Linked DNA regions of Homo sapiens: regions 1 and 3 are each linked to region 2. The links are chromatin contacts, found by Hi-C in ENCODE. All regions are on one chromosome and are shown on one strand. Each heading gives the region's core, a stretch centred on a gene start or an enhancer-like site at or near the end of the contact. The rest is flanking DNA. Distances are from core to core; before and after follow the strand shown. Region 1 holds the start of RIC8B (RIC8 guanine nucleotide exchange factor B). Region 2 holds the start of APPL2 (adaptor protein, phosphotyrosine interacting with PH domain and leucine zipper 2). Region 3 holds the start of CKAP4 (cytoskeleton associated protein 4).

Region 1 (4,515 bases), core at 1,611-4,110, 1.5 Mb before region 2:
ACGAACCGGTCTCTCTCTCTCTACAGCATTCATTTCTCTCTGTTGGACTCCTCAATGCCCTATAATCACCTCATAATCCAAACATTTCTCAAATCCATTTTTCCAGATAAGGAAACTGAAGTATATGGTACCCAACTATTTTTTTTCAGGGTTCTAAATTCCATATACCATAGAGCTGGGCAATTTAATTCCACCTCCCCATTCTTACTGCCTGAACCACTATGATCATACATTCACTTCCTATTCATCTGCTCTCAAAATCTCTCCCTTTGAGGGGCAAAACCTCACTGCAATATGATGTTCAGCCATTTTCTTTGTATTATAATCAGCCCTACTATACTGGCCCTACTACAGTCAGTATTAAATATGAGAGCTTTCTCGCCAGGCACAGTACCTTACACCTATAATCGCAGTACTTTGGGAGGCCAAGGTGAGAGGACTGCTTGAGCCCAGCAGTTTGAGAGCAGCCTGGGCAACACAGTGAGACCCCATCTCTACAAAAAATGAATTTAAAAAGTTAGCCCAGTGCTGTTGCACGCACCTGTAGTCTCAGCTACTTGGGAGGGTCGGTGGGGGGGAGGAGATGGAGGCTGCAGTGAGCCGTGATTGCACCAGTGCACTCCAGCCTGGGTGACAGATACAGACCCTGTCTCCAAAAAAGAAGGGAGCGCTTTCTTCTGAAAGAGCTAACTGACCCAGTTCACATCTAGTCAGAGCACTCTCAGGCTTGATCCCAAAATTACAAGGGTTTGGGAATCTTTTGAAACACTTCAGATACCACCTTAAGCAAGACACACCATGCAAAACAACCTTAAAAACATTCCCAATACAAAAGGGGAGCTGGAGATGTTCAGGATTTAAGCTCTGACAGCACCTGGCCAGGAGTGGTAAGTAGATACCAATCTGGAGGGAGACCAATGAGAAGAGATAAATTGGAGGAAGCAAATCTGGAGTCTAATTAGTTTAGCCATAAAGGGAAGGAGAAATATTAAAGAACGTGATTATATCCAGTTGAAGGTTTTTCCTCCTTCCTCCCCTACAGAAACAAATTCCTATTTATTGCTGGGTATCTGGCATATAGTAAGTGCTAAATAAACATTAGTTGATTCAACAAATGGCCAAGTTCTCTTTGCATTTCTTGCTTCTGAAAATCAGTTTGAAGCTGCCTTATATCTTTTCTGGAAAGCAGTAATAAATCGGGTTAAATCATAATCTCCACAATATGTACAACTATGCATTGAATGAGTTATTCCTAAATTAGGCAGACATGTTCAACAATAAAGTGTATCAGAAAGTGAAGGAGCTAAGATATGAATAGATAGAACCTATGAATCTTCCCAAGGAAAGCAACACAGTACGGCAGAAAGAGCGCTCGCTGGACTTGGAGTTGGACAACGTAAATTCAAATCTCAGCTCTATCTCTCAGTGGCTGTGTGGACTTGGGACCACATTATCATTCTAAATTTTATCATTTGTGAATTGGGGAATACCATCACTCTCCTCCCAGGGTTGTTGGGAAGATTAAACGGGAATTCAGCCACCAGTATGCCATTTCTGCCCCGGGTGGAAAAGATTCAAAAATAAGACACCAATTGTCAGTAATACAAAGTGGATGGATGCAGTGGTGGACACAAAGCAAACACTGAAGGGGAGACGATGTACGGGGGCAAAAGAAAGAAAAACATTAACAGCTAGGTTGTGACTTGGTGTTGGGTGTGTTTTCACAGAAGGGAGTCGCCAGTCATTCCTATAAAGCAGTCTTCTAAACCAAAGGATAAAGGTGTGGTAGGCTATCTTTTGAAGTGAGCATGTAAAATTCCTGGAAGGAAAAGTAATGAAGAGCTAACGGTTCTTGGAAAGAGGTTCTGAGAAGTGACTGGGATTTATAACAAGATACTCTTTTACGCAGAGTTGTGAAGTGGAAAGAACTAAACTGGAATACCAGCTCCAAGTATGACCTTGGGCAAGTTACTTAACCAATCTAGAGTCTCAATTGCAAAATGCAGATAATACCTCACAGGATTGCTGTAAGATTAAATAAGATAATGGATAGGAAAGCTGTTAATGCGATACAAATAACAGGTATCATTAGGAGTTACATTCTCCACCCACTTACAACATTATATGTCCATGACCTTGGGCGTGATTTCAGCTCTTTGCACCTCGGTTTCCTCATCTATAAAATGGGGAGGATGATACCATCTACCCTATAAACACTCTGAGGATCAAAGGAGACCATAGATGAGACATCAATGCCTTGAAAACCGTACAGTGCTAAACGTATAGAAACTGCCATCGTTGCTGATACATTTGATGCATGTCAAGGGCCGTGTTTATGCAGGGAAGCACGTATTTTTATGCTATACAGGTGAGGAAGCCTCTCATGCATTTATGCATCCAGGAGTGGGGCACGGGGCACAGATGCACATCTACGGATTCCGGGGGTGTGACTTGCACGCTTGAGAGGAGGACCGGAGGTCAAGCTGCTGGGCCAGGAATCAGAGGAGTGGGCGCTACAGTGGGGGTAGTGGGATGCAGGATGCATGGATGGAAAAGGCTGGGGGCACAAACACGCATGCCCAAGCCGGAAACGTTTTCGGGGGAGAGCAATGCGCATCCCCGGAATGAGGGGGGTGGGGAAGGATGCGATGTGCAAGCACGGAGGGCGGCCCGGGGGTGCGATACCGCACGCCCGGGGCCAGGACTCTTTACCTTGTCGCTGTAATCCCTCAGGACCCGCTCGATAGCCCCTGCTTCGCCGGCCCGGACGATGTAGAGGGCGCGCTCCTCATCCATGGCCGCAGGTGCGGGGGAGCCGCGGCCGCTCTGCGCGCCCAAGCCGCTGCCTCCAGGTAAACGCCTCGCGCCCCCGCTCGCTCCTTCCCAGCTTCCTTCCTTCCCTCTTTCCCTCCCTCCGTCCTGCCTCCAACCCGCCAGCCTCCGCCCGGGCCGGCCCGACGTCACCGCCCCTCAACTTTCACCCCGCGACGTCACCGCTCCCCCAGCAACCGGCGCCTCACGGCCGCCCCTGACAAGGCCCAGGACTCGGTCGAGGCCTGGCTAGCGGACCGAGGCGGAGTCAGGCCCAAGGCCCTGCTTGCTCTCCTGCCTCTCCCTCCCTCGGAGAACTGTCCAGTCTTTTAAGGGGGCTTTCACAGACTGAACCGTTCTTCTTTCCTGACCCTCCTCTATGAATCATTCTCAAAGGACTAGAGCAACCCGGCTCTTCCCCGCCCATCTATGAACCAGCCGCTAAATGGACTGCAATTCCCTGCATGCAATGGGGCTATCCCGCTCTTCCATCTAATTTACTGGCGTGCCGAATGGCATGCTGGGATTGGTAGTCATCCAGCCGGAAAGAATTCCCGCCAAGGGCATGCTGGGAACTGTGGTACCGCGAGGGCCGGAAACGGGAGTCTGGCGGCCGCCTGAGGCCAGCGGCGGGGAGACCGTTAGAGGGAGGGTCTAAGCGTCTGCTTCGGTTTTGTTCGTTATGTCGCTGACTGTCCTGCTTCAGTCTCGGCTGGCTGGGCTGGCTGGACTGGCCGACGGTCGCGGAAACTGCCATCCCTTGGTGGGAACTGTCAAGCACGGTTTAATTCCCTTTTCTCATTTAGCGGTTTCGGTCTCGGGAATTCCTTCCACCCTTATTTGCGTTCTTGTTATGTACTCAGCTACAGTAATGTGGGAAATAATTGAAGGCAGTTATCTGGATAAAAGAGGACTCGGCGATTTTCTGCCTTAATACTAATCTCTAGCATGCATCTCGTGCCACCGGGGCTCCAGACTCTCTTAGGTAATTTCCCTATATCCTCTAATTCTCCCAACACAAATTTTTGTGGAAATAAAAAGGAACCCGAATAGTTTCAGTAATTTATCCTAAGTCACACGGCCAGAGAATGGGAAAGTCGAGGTTTGAAACCAGGCCTTTCCCCCCGAAGCGGCCGCTCTACGACCTCCGGGAACTGTAATAATACCGATACAGTAGCGGTGGTGGTGATGACAAAGATTCCCATTGCCCCGGTGGTAATTACGTGTCAGGCACTCTGTTAATACTTCACCTGTGTTAGCTCAATCAATTTCATACACATTCATTCAACAAATATTTGAGAGCCTGTGCTGTGCCCAGGTGCTGTTAAATGCAGTGTGGATACAGTGGGCCCAAAGTAAAGTCCCTGCCTTCATGGAGCTTCCATTCTAGTGAGCACCCATATGAGTTATTCTCATTTTAAGATGAGGAAACTGAGTCTTGGAGAGGTTAGTTGGTTAATTTATCAAAATTGCAGATTTTTGGAAACTGAATTTGAACTCAGAGCCTGTGCTCTTTCTGCTCTCCCAAGCTTTTTTTTGATGGAAAGTGGATGAATTCTCCAAGTAATTTCAAGTTTTCCATTCCAAGCAGCCTTTACCCATAATCATCCTTGATGTCTCCCCTACCAGTCTCTCCCTCTTGAGCTGTGCTGAAGAGGAACTAGAGGGGGCAAAAGTTTATTTATCTAATGATTGAATTTCTTC
Region 2 (4,827 bases), core at 1,329-3,828:
ATTTGATGATTGTGGTTGGGTTTGTCAGACAAGAGGCAGGAGAAAGGGCTTGACTGGCAGAGGAAAGAATCTCAATGCGTGTGCCCTATCATGCAGTTTGCTAAGCATCTCCCAAAACAGCTGCCTTCTTCACTCCTGCCTTTCTCTCTTACTCCTGAAGCCCCAGGCCTTCTCTGACCTGGCCATCCTGGGTCCTTTTTTTGTGTCTCACTGTGTCCTTTTCCCCACTGGCCTTCAATGGGTCACAGGTTACACCTCCATATAATTCATCCTCTCTCTCTTCAGACATCACGACAACTCCAGACTGTCCATCTTTATACTTCCTGTCACCAACTTCACAGCTGACCAGGGATTTCAGAGACAGTGGGGTGGATTTCTAAAATCCACCTGCATAATAGTTTAATAGGAACAGATATATACTCTTTAATGAAACATTTTTAAATGTTCATGTTGACATAAAAATTCCTCTTATGTAGTTTCTCACAGATTATCAAAGGAGAGGATATTTGCCTTCAGAATTTAAATGAGAATCAAACAAGTGGGAGACAGTGCTTAACACTGAGCAGTCTATATTTAATACATGAATGAATGATTGGATGAATTAACAAATGAGATAAATTAAAACCATTTATGCATGTGTTGTATTTCCAGATCTACTTTTGTAACTTAGTTGTTTTGAATTTGGGATAGATTTTCCCATAGAAACAATGTTGTAAACAGTTCTTAAGTTCCAAGAAATCCCACTAAGGCTGTTTAGCCCATAATGTAGCAAGAAAATGCAGAAAAGTAATGGGATAGCTTAAACAATTTTTGAATGTTGAATACTAGTATTTGAAGAAAAGTAACTTTAATTAGAAGATGAGGTGGTACATGAAAAATGCTGTGATTCCCAAGGGGCTGTCTGAGCCCTTTCAAGGGTTCTGAGGGCACTAACTTCTTGTAATGCATATTTTCAAATTAAAATGTGCACATTTATTTCCCTGGGTATAATACTATCCTTGTACTGTTCTCGCAATCAGGATGAAGGAAGAGCATGAGTCTGGCCGTGAGGAATTAGATTTCAGTGAGAAGAGAGTCTGGGACACTGGATGAGGTAAAATGAACTGAATGGCAGGCGGTATAAAATAGAGGAAAGGGAAGAAATATGGTGTGAGCATGATTCCACCTATAGGGAAGACAAGAGTATGGTGGAGGCAAGAAAGAATAGGGAAGAAAGAATACTGTGGAGGAAAATATGGTAGATGGAGGCCATAAAATGGTTCAGGTCAGGTTGGCGCTGGCCAGACCAAGGGAATAATGGCCTTGGAGTTTTCAAGTGATCAGGCAGCATGCTACTATACTAGACTGTCAGAGGTGTCAGCAATGCAGATTGGGTCTTGATATACCTAAGAGGTCTCTGCAGAATGCAGAATTTATATATTACCATATCCCCTCTGTTGATTTTGGTGACACACATACTGCATGATTTTTTTTTTTTTTTTTGAGACGGAGTCTTGCTCTGTTGCCCAGGCTGGAGTGCAGTGGTGCCCTCTCGGCTCACTGAAACCTCTGCCTCCCGGGTTCAAGTGATTCTTCTGCCTCAGCCTCCCGAGTAGCTGGGATTACAGGCGCATGCCACCACGCCCGGCTAATTTTTGTATTTTTAGTAGAGACGGGGTTTCAGCATCTTGGCCAGACTGGTCTTGAACTCCTGACCTCGTGATCCACCCATCTCGGCCTCCCAAAGTGCTGGGATTACAGGCGTGAACCACCACGCCCGGCCAGTCTTATTAACTTCTAAAGAAGGAACTTCAGAAACCCTTGCCTTCCGTGTAAAAAGGTGTCACGTTCCACTTGCCAGTCTTCTTCCATCCCTCTCCCTTCCTTCTTTTCTTCCTCTGGCGTTTACTAACTGACCCTGGGCAGACCACTTATTTCTCTGGGTCCCATTTTCTCATCTCTAAATGACAACACTGGAACCTAGATTATCTAGCCCTTCCAATTCTAAACATTTGATTATGAAATTCTCCAAAATCACAAAACATAAACCAGGAGGACGAGACCTAATTATGACCACATCAAATAGCTGTGGTTTCCAAAGTGGTTATTTCTGATTATCACAGACGAGTCAGTTATCCAGCTTTTCTCCTCTTTTCTTTGTTCCCATAGCATAGGCGACCTCTTTGCTCTCAGAGCTGTTTCAGGGGCGTCGAAATTTATCTAGAAAAAGTGGTGTGGGAAGTGTGGGTTTTTCCTTCCATTAAAAGAAAAAATCTGTTCGCTCCTTCAACTCAAAAGGCTTTCTGGGTAGCCATAAGCAGATAAAACCTTATCTTTCTACCCTCGAGTTCCTCTTTTGGACTTCATATGCATTGACTTGACGGACCTTCAGCACAGAGAACAAACACCCGAAGGGTTCCCTCAGCAACGGGACTGGCACCCAGAGCCCCCCGCTCCCCGCGAGCCGGCGAGCGCAGGCGGAAGCGCGGGCGCCACATTTCCGGTGTCGGGACCGGAGCTCACCACACTTCCGGTTTCCCTGCCGGGCGCGCCACACTTCCTGTTGATCCGGCTCGGCCGGGGGCTGGGCCGGCGGGCAGGCGGCGGCGGCCACTGGCCAGGCGTGGACGCGCGCGGGGCCGCCGCGGGCACGGAGTGGCCGCCGCGTCGCCTGAGCCCAGAGCCGGGGAGTGCTCTCGGCCGCCGCGTCTCCTGCCCTCTGTCCTTCCAACCCAGCCCTCGGCTGAGCCGCGCCGCACCATGCCCGCCGTGGACAAGCTCCTGCTAGAGGAGGCGTTGCAGGACAGCCCCCAGGTACCTCCCGCCGCTCCGGTGCCCCTCGCCCGCAGGGGTGAGGCCGAGGAGGCCCCTCCAGCCCCGGAGTGGAGGCCGCGCCCCCGGCCGGGCAGCCGCGGGAGTGCGCCCGGCCCCCTCGCGGCGCCTCCCACCGGGTTCTCTCGGGCTGAGGAGGGGGCGGGCCGGGCCCTGAGTCCTGAGCCGGGGCAGAGCTGTGGAACAGGGGAGAGAGCCCCGCGGCCGGAGTCTTGATGTCGTGACCCCCCTGCAAGCTCAGCTGCAACTGAGTCTGCGAGATCTAAACTTTGATTCCATGTAGTAGCTGAGTGCCTCAGGAAAACCACCTTATTGTGCCTTAGTTTTGTCGTCTGTAAAATAGGAATAATAATTGTGCCTGCTTCATAGGGTTGTTAGGAGAAGTCAATGAGAAATACCTGTAAAGTTGTCAGCAGACAATGTCCGGTACAGATAATGAGTCAGTCTTATTACTGCTACTCCTAATGATGTGATGAGACTTGTGCCAGCCAGAATGAGAGGCAGAGGGCCTGGATCTCTTTTCCGGCGGTACCAGGCCTCCTTTTGGCACCGTTTTCCCATTAGTGAAGAGAAAAATACAGTACCTGCCCCATTTGTCGCACAAGGGAACTTCATTAGCACACTCGAGATGAGAGTCAAGTCCTTTGAGCTCTGCAGATGAAAACTGGTGTGTAAATATAGCAAATGAGTGCAGGATGACATTAGTTCATAATTCAGCACATCTTTCCCCAGGGGTCTTTTGTTCTCCTTTGTTTAACATTTCTCCAGCTTCGTACCTACACTCCTGGTTCAGCATCCCGGGTTTATTTAAATAAGTGCCTTTATTTCCTAGTGTCTCAACTCTTGAAAACTTAGAATAAGATTAACCTATTTTCGTTTCACACTTTCCCCTCTCTTTTGGGGTTCCTTCCCTTTTTCTTCTAAGTGAATAATACTTCCCAGGATGATCCTTGTATGGATTTACCTACATCGACAGTTCAGAATAAGTCCGAAGGGCTGTATGCATAGGTGTCTTTTGTTCATTTTTTGTGATCCTCCTAGTGTAGATAAGTAAGGAACTGGAAGCAAGCTGTGTGTGTGTTTTTTGTTTGTTTGTTTTGTTTTTTGGTAAGTTTGCATCCTCTGGACGACTTTTTCAAGGCCTCCCTTTTTTATATGGCTGTAGACTCCTGGCATTTTAATCAGACTAAAGCCCTTGGTAGAAGGCATTTTGTCCATGTTCATATCTGTTGTGTGGAATCTGAAGATAGCAATGTGAGATTTTAAATGATCACTTTGAACAAGGATCTCTGTTTGCCTTGCACTTATGGAAACTGAGGTGCACAGAAATATCCTGCTTTTCTAACCTACATGGTGATGCCTAAGCCAGGTTACAGTGATTATACTAACTGATTCTTGATGTTGTCCTCACAAACAGATCATATTCTTAATTTCCAGCTCTAACATAAAGGAATATACACTGTTTGTGAGTGGCTTAAAGGATTTGCCCAGCTGTGAGGAAGTAGACAGGACTGTAGAGCAAGTCAGGAGACCTGGGTTCTAATTCTGGCTCTCACGCTCACTTAGGATGTGATGTGGGTGAGTCTCTTCATCTCCACCCTGTAGCTGGCTCAGTTTCCTAATCTACAGAACATCTACAGAATGAGAGACAGGGAGGGAGCAGGTGATCTTCAAGGTGCTTTAGAGTTAACATTGTCATATCTACATGGTGTATAACTTTGAACTTGTATGTGGCAGAGGAGGTTTAGAGATATTATCATTCTTATTTAATATGTTCCTTTTAATATAGGAAGTTTATTTGTCATTGCTTTTGAGACTTGGCCATCACCCTTAAGAGGGCTCTTGATGGTGCTGTTGTGCAGAATGGAAGCTGACTTTAAGAAGGTCTTTAATGATCATCAGAGCATATTTATATACTACTCTCTTGTATGTGACCTGTGCCTAATGTAGCTTTACTCCCAAGGTGACTCCTAGACTTGGAACTGGAAGGAATCTAATCCATCCCCTTCATTTTAT
Region 3 (4,944 bases), core at 773-3,272, 1.0 Mb before region 2:
CAGCTTGGCTTCTATAGCCTTCTGCAATCTGGACCCGCTCCACCCAGTTCATCTCTTTCTTCTCTACATGTAGAACACACCCTCATGGCCAACAGGTGTCCTGGGCTCACCCCATTTCCGCCACAGAAATATCCTCCCTGCTCTCCTCATATGCAAATCATTCTTCAAGGCACTGCTCAAGGTCTTTCTGCCCCCAAAGCCTGCCCATGTACAGGCCAATGGTTTGCTTTCCAAATCTCTTTACATTTATGTTCCCAATTTACCTAAGTTAGCCCTCAACAGGTTTCTGTATATATCTCCAAGTGTAGTGCAGGCTCCTTGAGGGCAGGCACACAAGTGTTCATTCATTCACTGGAGGCTTTTAGCAACACCTTATAAAGCGAGAAAGAAGGAGAAATATAAACTATGGTTGCTTCCAGTCCTCAGGGAGGGGAGACATACCTGGCACACAGTGGGCCCTCAACAAAGGTTTGCTATATTGAACTAACATATATGCCTCTCGTTGCAATTACTTGCTAAGTCCCATGAGAGGTATCAAATGGTGTTATAGGGAAAGCATCATCAAAGAGGTGGCATTTGAACCCTATAGGCTTTAAGGGCAGGGCATGGTTTTGTCTTTGTTTACAGAACTGGGAGGAGGTTACAGACAGAAGAAACAGCATTCCTACTACACACAGTGCCAGGTGCACACAGTGCCAGGCACACATCACTCACCAGAAACTGGGGAAAGCAGTGGAATTGAGTGAGTTCTGTCCCTGCCCCGGCACCAATTAGACTGAGTGAGTGGGCAAGTTGCTTAACTTCCCTGGGCCCCCGTTTCCTTCCCATTCTGAAGTGATTAAGCTGCACAGACTTCAGAAAGAAGCAGACTGAGTGAGGTTCGAATGATGACTATATGTGACCTTGAGCCAATCCGAAGCCGGCTCGCTCAGTCTCAATTTCCTTCCTATAAAATGGGTAAAATAATTTCTACCTCACAGGGCTTTTGTGAGATTTCGAGAACATATGTGAGTCGCTAACCACACAGCCTGGCAATACCAGATTTCCTTTTACAAAAGTAGGGGTGACAACGCTGATCTGCCTCTTTCTGTGTGGCTGCTGCTGCCTCCGCAGCACCCATCCCAGAGGCTGTCAGGAGTAGGGGCCGTGGACAAACTTCATGACCCCGAAAGAGAAAACAGAGCTGAAGGGGCTTCGGGGGGAAAAAGTAAAGAGCTGGCCACAGCAGGCTAACTTGGCTAACGGGGACACTTGGTGAATGCGTCCCCTTGAACAGACTTACCACAGTCGAGAATCTTTGCTAACTCGCATCAACCATGCCTCCCAAGCTGGCTGGATTTTGGACAGCCTTTTTTGTCTCCGCCTTCAAACCCAAGGCAAAGGACAAGGCCCAACCCCATGGCGGGCTGGGAGAGTGAAAGCAGGGGGAGTCCCCCAATTCCCAGCGGAAAGGAAGGGCGATCTGTTCCCACCCGCTGACTCCCACTCCCGGGGCCAGGGCTCCTTGGGCGCCCCCCTTCATTTCTCTCCTCTCCGCACAGGTCGGGAAGGGAGGGGGTCGCGCTTGGCCCGCGGCGCAGGTTCACCCCGGCTTTCGTCCCTCCGACCCCGCCTGGCCGCCCATCCCCGACCCCCGTGGACCCTGCTCGGCCGCCCCGGCTGGGGTCGATCTGGCCCTCCGCCCCCAGCCTGCGTGGAACCCGCCGGGCCGCCAGCCCCACCTCGGCCGCGTCCCCTCCCCTCCGCTCCGCTCTTCTCCCCTCCCCTCGCGGCCACCTCGGTGCCCACCCCGGCCTCCGCAGACCCCGCCGGGACCCCGCCCCGCGCCCAGCCACCCCCGCGCCGGCTTCCCGGCCCCCGTAGACCCCGCCCGGCCCTCCCTCTCCGGGGTCGTGGCGGCGGGGAGGAGGGGCCGCCGGGCCGGCGTGCGTGGCAAGCTCTCCCGGCTCGGCTCGCTCGGCCTCCCTTACCGGGAGGCGGGGTCGGCGCCGCGGCGGCGGAGGCAGGCCCCCTCCTCCCGCCTCCTCGGCCCGGCCTCCTTCCCCGGCCGCGCGTCCTCTCGCCGCTCCGACGCCAGCAGCGCCCGCGTGCCGCTCGCCCAGTCCCGGGGGAGCCCCTGCAAGTTTCCCGGGCCGCGCGCCGCGCTCGCTCGCCTCCCAGCCCGCGGCCCGAGCCGCCGCCGCGCCCGCCATGCCCTCGGCCAAACAAAGGGGCTCCAAGGGCGGCCACGGCGCCGCGAGCCCCTCGGAGAAGGGTGCCCACCCGTCGGGCGGCGCGGATGACGTGGCGAAGAAGCCGCCGCCGGCGCCGCAGCAGCCGCCGCCGCCGCCCGCGCCGCACCCGCAGCAGCACCCGCAGCAGCACCCGCAGAACCAGGCGCACGGCAAGGGCGGCCACCGCGGCGGCGGCGGCGGCGGCGGCAAGTCCTCCTCCTCCTCCTCCGCCTCCGCCGCCGCTGCCGCCGCCGCCGCCTCGTCCTCGGCGTCCTGCTCGCGCAGGCTCGGCAGGGCGCTCAACTTTCTCTTCTACCTCGCCCTGGTGGCGGCGGCCGCTTTCTCGGGCTGGTGCGTCCACCACGTCCTGGAGGAGGTCCAGCAGGTCCGGCGCAGCCACCAGGACTTCTCCCGGCAGAGGGAGGAGCTGGGCCAGGGCTTGCAGGGCGTCGAGCAGAAGGTGGGTACCCCCGGCCCCGCAACTGTCCCCATCGACTGCGGCCTCCGGACCCACGGCCGGGCTCCTTCGTGCTTCCCGACCGGCCCCTAGCGCTGCCTGCCCAGGCCCGGAGGCGGGAGCCGGCCGCTCCTCCTTGGCGGGCCCTGGCCTAGACATCCCACTCCACGCGGCCCCCTAGTTCCGAGGCAGTCCCCAGACCCCCTTTGTTAATGGCTGCGGAGGAATCGGCCCCGAGGGATGGGCCGCCGCGAGGATGCCCAGGCCCGCCTGGCAGGGTGGGCCAAGGGCCTGTCACAGGGCATTAGCGGTGACCTGTAAGGAAGCCGGCAGGCTCCGGGGAGCCCATTCTTTCTGCATTAGGAACCGCTGAATGGGCAGAGCTGTCTGAAAAGGAGGTTGGAAGGGAAGCCAGCGCATCCCTGGAAGCCTCAGGCAAGGCCCCACCTCAGCTCTGCCTGTGGGAGACATCCGAGCGGGGTTTTTAATAGACCCGGAGCTGGCATTCTTACTCATTTGCAGGTCCAAATGAAATACCATCTATCTTTAGGTCCCTTGTCCTGTATTGGACCAGCCTGCCCAGGTGGGCCTTTGACGTAGTCCTACTTCAGCTTTTTTGGGTTTTCTTTTGAGAGGGAGTCTGGCTCTGTCGCCCAGGCTGGAGTGCAGTGGTACGATCTCAGCTCACTGCAACCTCTGCCTCCCAGGTTCCAGCGATTCTCCTGCCTCAGCCTCCTGAGTAGCTGGGATTACAGACATGTGCCACCATACCCAGCTAATTTTTTATTAGTAGTAGAGACAAAGTTTCACCGTATTGGCCAGGCTGGTCTCGAACTTCTGACCTCAAGTGATCCGCCTGCCTCGGCCTCCCAAAGTGCTGGGATTACAGGCGTGAGCCACTGCGCCCGGCCCTACTTCCGCTTTAGGGGAAGAGGAGGGCCAAAAATACTAGATCATACTGGTGAATAATACTTCTAGCCACATTTATATGGTGTTTAGAATGCTTACTCACTCACATATTATCTAATTCTTATAACTACCCTGGGAGGGAGGACTAACAGTTTTGATTTCATTTCCCAGAGCAGAACATTGAGGTTTAGACAGAGGAATGAGTTGACAAAGTCCCCAGCTGGTGAGTGACAGACACACGAGAATGTCTAGGCCACTGCCCTGTTCGTCAAGGGTCCACAGGGGTCCATTTCAGGTATGGATGGACCCAACTCTCAAGGCGAAGGTGCTTAGCTTCCACCCTTCTGTGGTTTTTCCATACCAAGTACAGCCCCTTTGATCTTATTCGCCCTCCACTATGTCATTGCTCAATGAAAGTTGGTTGCAAGACTGAAACAAAAAATCCCGCCACTTCTGATCCCGGAGCCACTGCCTCCTTTTCCCAGCATGCTGTCTGTCCTGCCAAGTTGCTCTCTGCTTTTGTTGAGTGTGCAGGACCAGGAATTTCCTCTTAAGACTGGCAGAGCACGGCCGGGCGTGGTGGCTCACGCCTGTAATCCCGGCACTGTAGGAGGCCGAGGCGGGCGGATCACCTGAGGTCAGAAGTTTGAGAGCAGCCTGGCCAACATGGTGAAACCCTGTGTCTACTAAAAATACAAAAATTAGCGGGGTGTGGTGGCACATGCCTGTAGTCCCAGCTACTCAGGAGGTTGAGGCAGGAGAATTGCTTGAACCCGGGAGGTGGAGGTTGCAGTGAGCGGAAATCCTGCCAGTGCACCCCAGCCGGGGCAACAGAGTGAGACTCCGTCTCAAAAAAAAAAAAAAAAAAAAAAAAGACTGGCAGAGCAACTGGAATGAGTCAGCCTGCTAAACGCTGCAGGCCAAGGGAGGTGACTTTTCTAAGGGAATTAAGTAGGCAGTGCTGCTTTGCCTATCCTGAATGTCAAACCATTCTTAAAAAATAGACATACTGCTGGAGTATAATGACTAGCCTCTGTTTCTTCTCTTTCATCCTCCTACTTACTAGTCAATCATAATATTTATTAAAGTCTGACAGTTGCATGGCTCTGTGTAGGCTTTGTGGGAGGGTATGAAGGAGCAAAAGACACGAATCACTTGTGCAGCGCATAAGGAGGTGTCAGTTGAGGGTAACTCCTGTGAAAGTTCAGAAGAGGGAGGGTGTGGAATTTCGCCTGTATCCCGGTGGCCAGGGTAGTGCCAGCCATCTAGCTGGTGATCGATAAATGTTGAGAGAAGGACTGTGATGAACACCGTGGCAGGGGCACTATTTTGAGCATGTTTGAGAGAGAGGAGGTGGCTACCCTG

What was found. A loop is a pair of places that touch in the nucleus more often than their neighbours do. Pooled maps may share reads with other maps.
Region 1: a loop to region 2 is called in a pooled map, with 9 times the contacts of the local background. The contact joins the promoter of RIC8B here to the promoter of APPL2 in region 2. A Hi-C loop is called at or near these places in 9 of 50 pooled maps.
Region 3: a map of sigmoid colon shows a loop between it and region 2 (5-fold over the local background). The contact joins the promoter of CKAP4 here to the promoter of APPL2 in region 2. A Hi-C loop is called at or near these places in 2 of 168 maps with a recorded cell type or tissue (naive thymus-derived CD4-positive, alpha-beta T cell and sigmoid colon) and 12 of 50 pooled maps.

What each region holds. Positions count from the first base shown.
Region 1 is chr12:106,773,027-106,777,541 of GRCh38, reverse strand. It overlaps RIC8B (RIC8 guanine nucleotide exchange factor B), which reads right to left and starts at 2,860. Exons shown (of 10, transcript NM_001330145.2): 1 at 2,713-2,860. The coding sequence starts at 2,796. It overlaps LOC100287944 (a long non-coding RNA gene), which reads left to right and starts at 2,711. Exons shown (of 4, transcript NR_040246.1): 1 at 2,711-2,852. RefSeq lists enhancers at 2,340-2,389, 3,160-3,711 and a silencer at 2,720-2,949.
Region 2 is chr12:105,233,925-105,238,751 of GRCh38, reverse strand. APPL2 (adaptor protein, phosphotyrosine interacting with PH domain and leucine zipper 2) reads left to right here and starts at 2,578. Exons shown (of 21, transcript NM_018171.5): 1 at 2,578-2,793. The coding sequence starts at 2,740. RefSeq lists an enhancer at 2,195-2,695 and silencers at 2,560-2,699, 2,750-2,999.
Region 3 is chr12:106,245,098-106,250,041 of GRCh38, reverse strand. It overlaps CKAP4 (cytoskeleton associated protein 4), which reads left to right and starts at 2,022. Exons shown (of 2, transcript NM_006825.4): 1 at 2,022-2,673. The coding sequence starts at 2,191. It overlaps LOC124903008 (a long non-coding RNA gene), which reads right to left and starts at 1,770. Exons shown (of 2, transcript XR_007063443.1): 1 at 1,283-1,770; 2 at 1-371. RefSeq lists silencers at 1,447-1,786, 1,817-2,126, 2,787-2,876.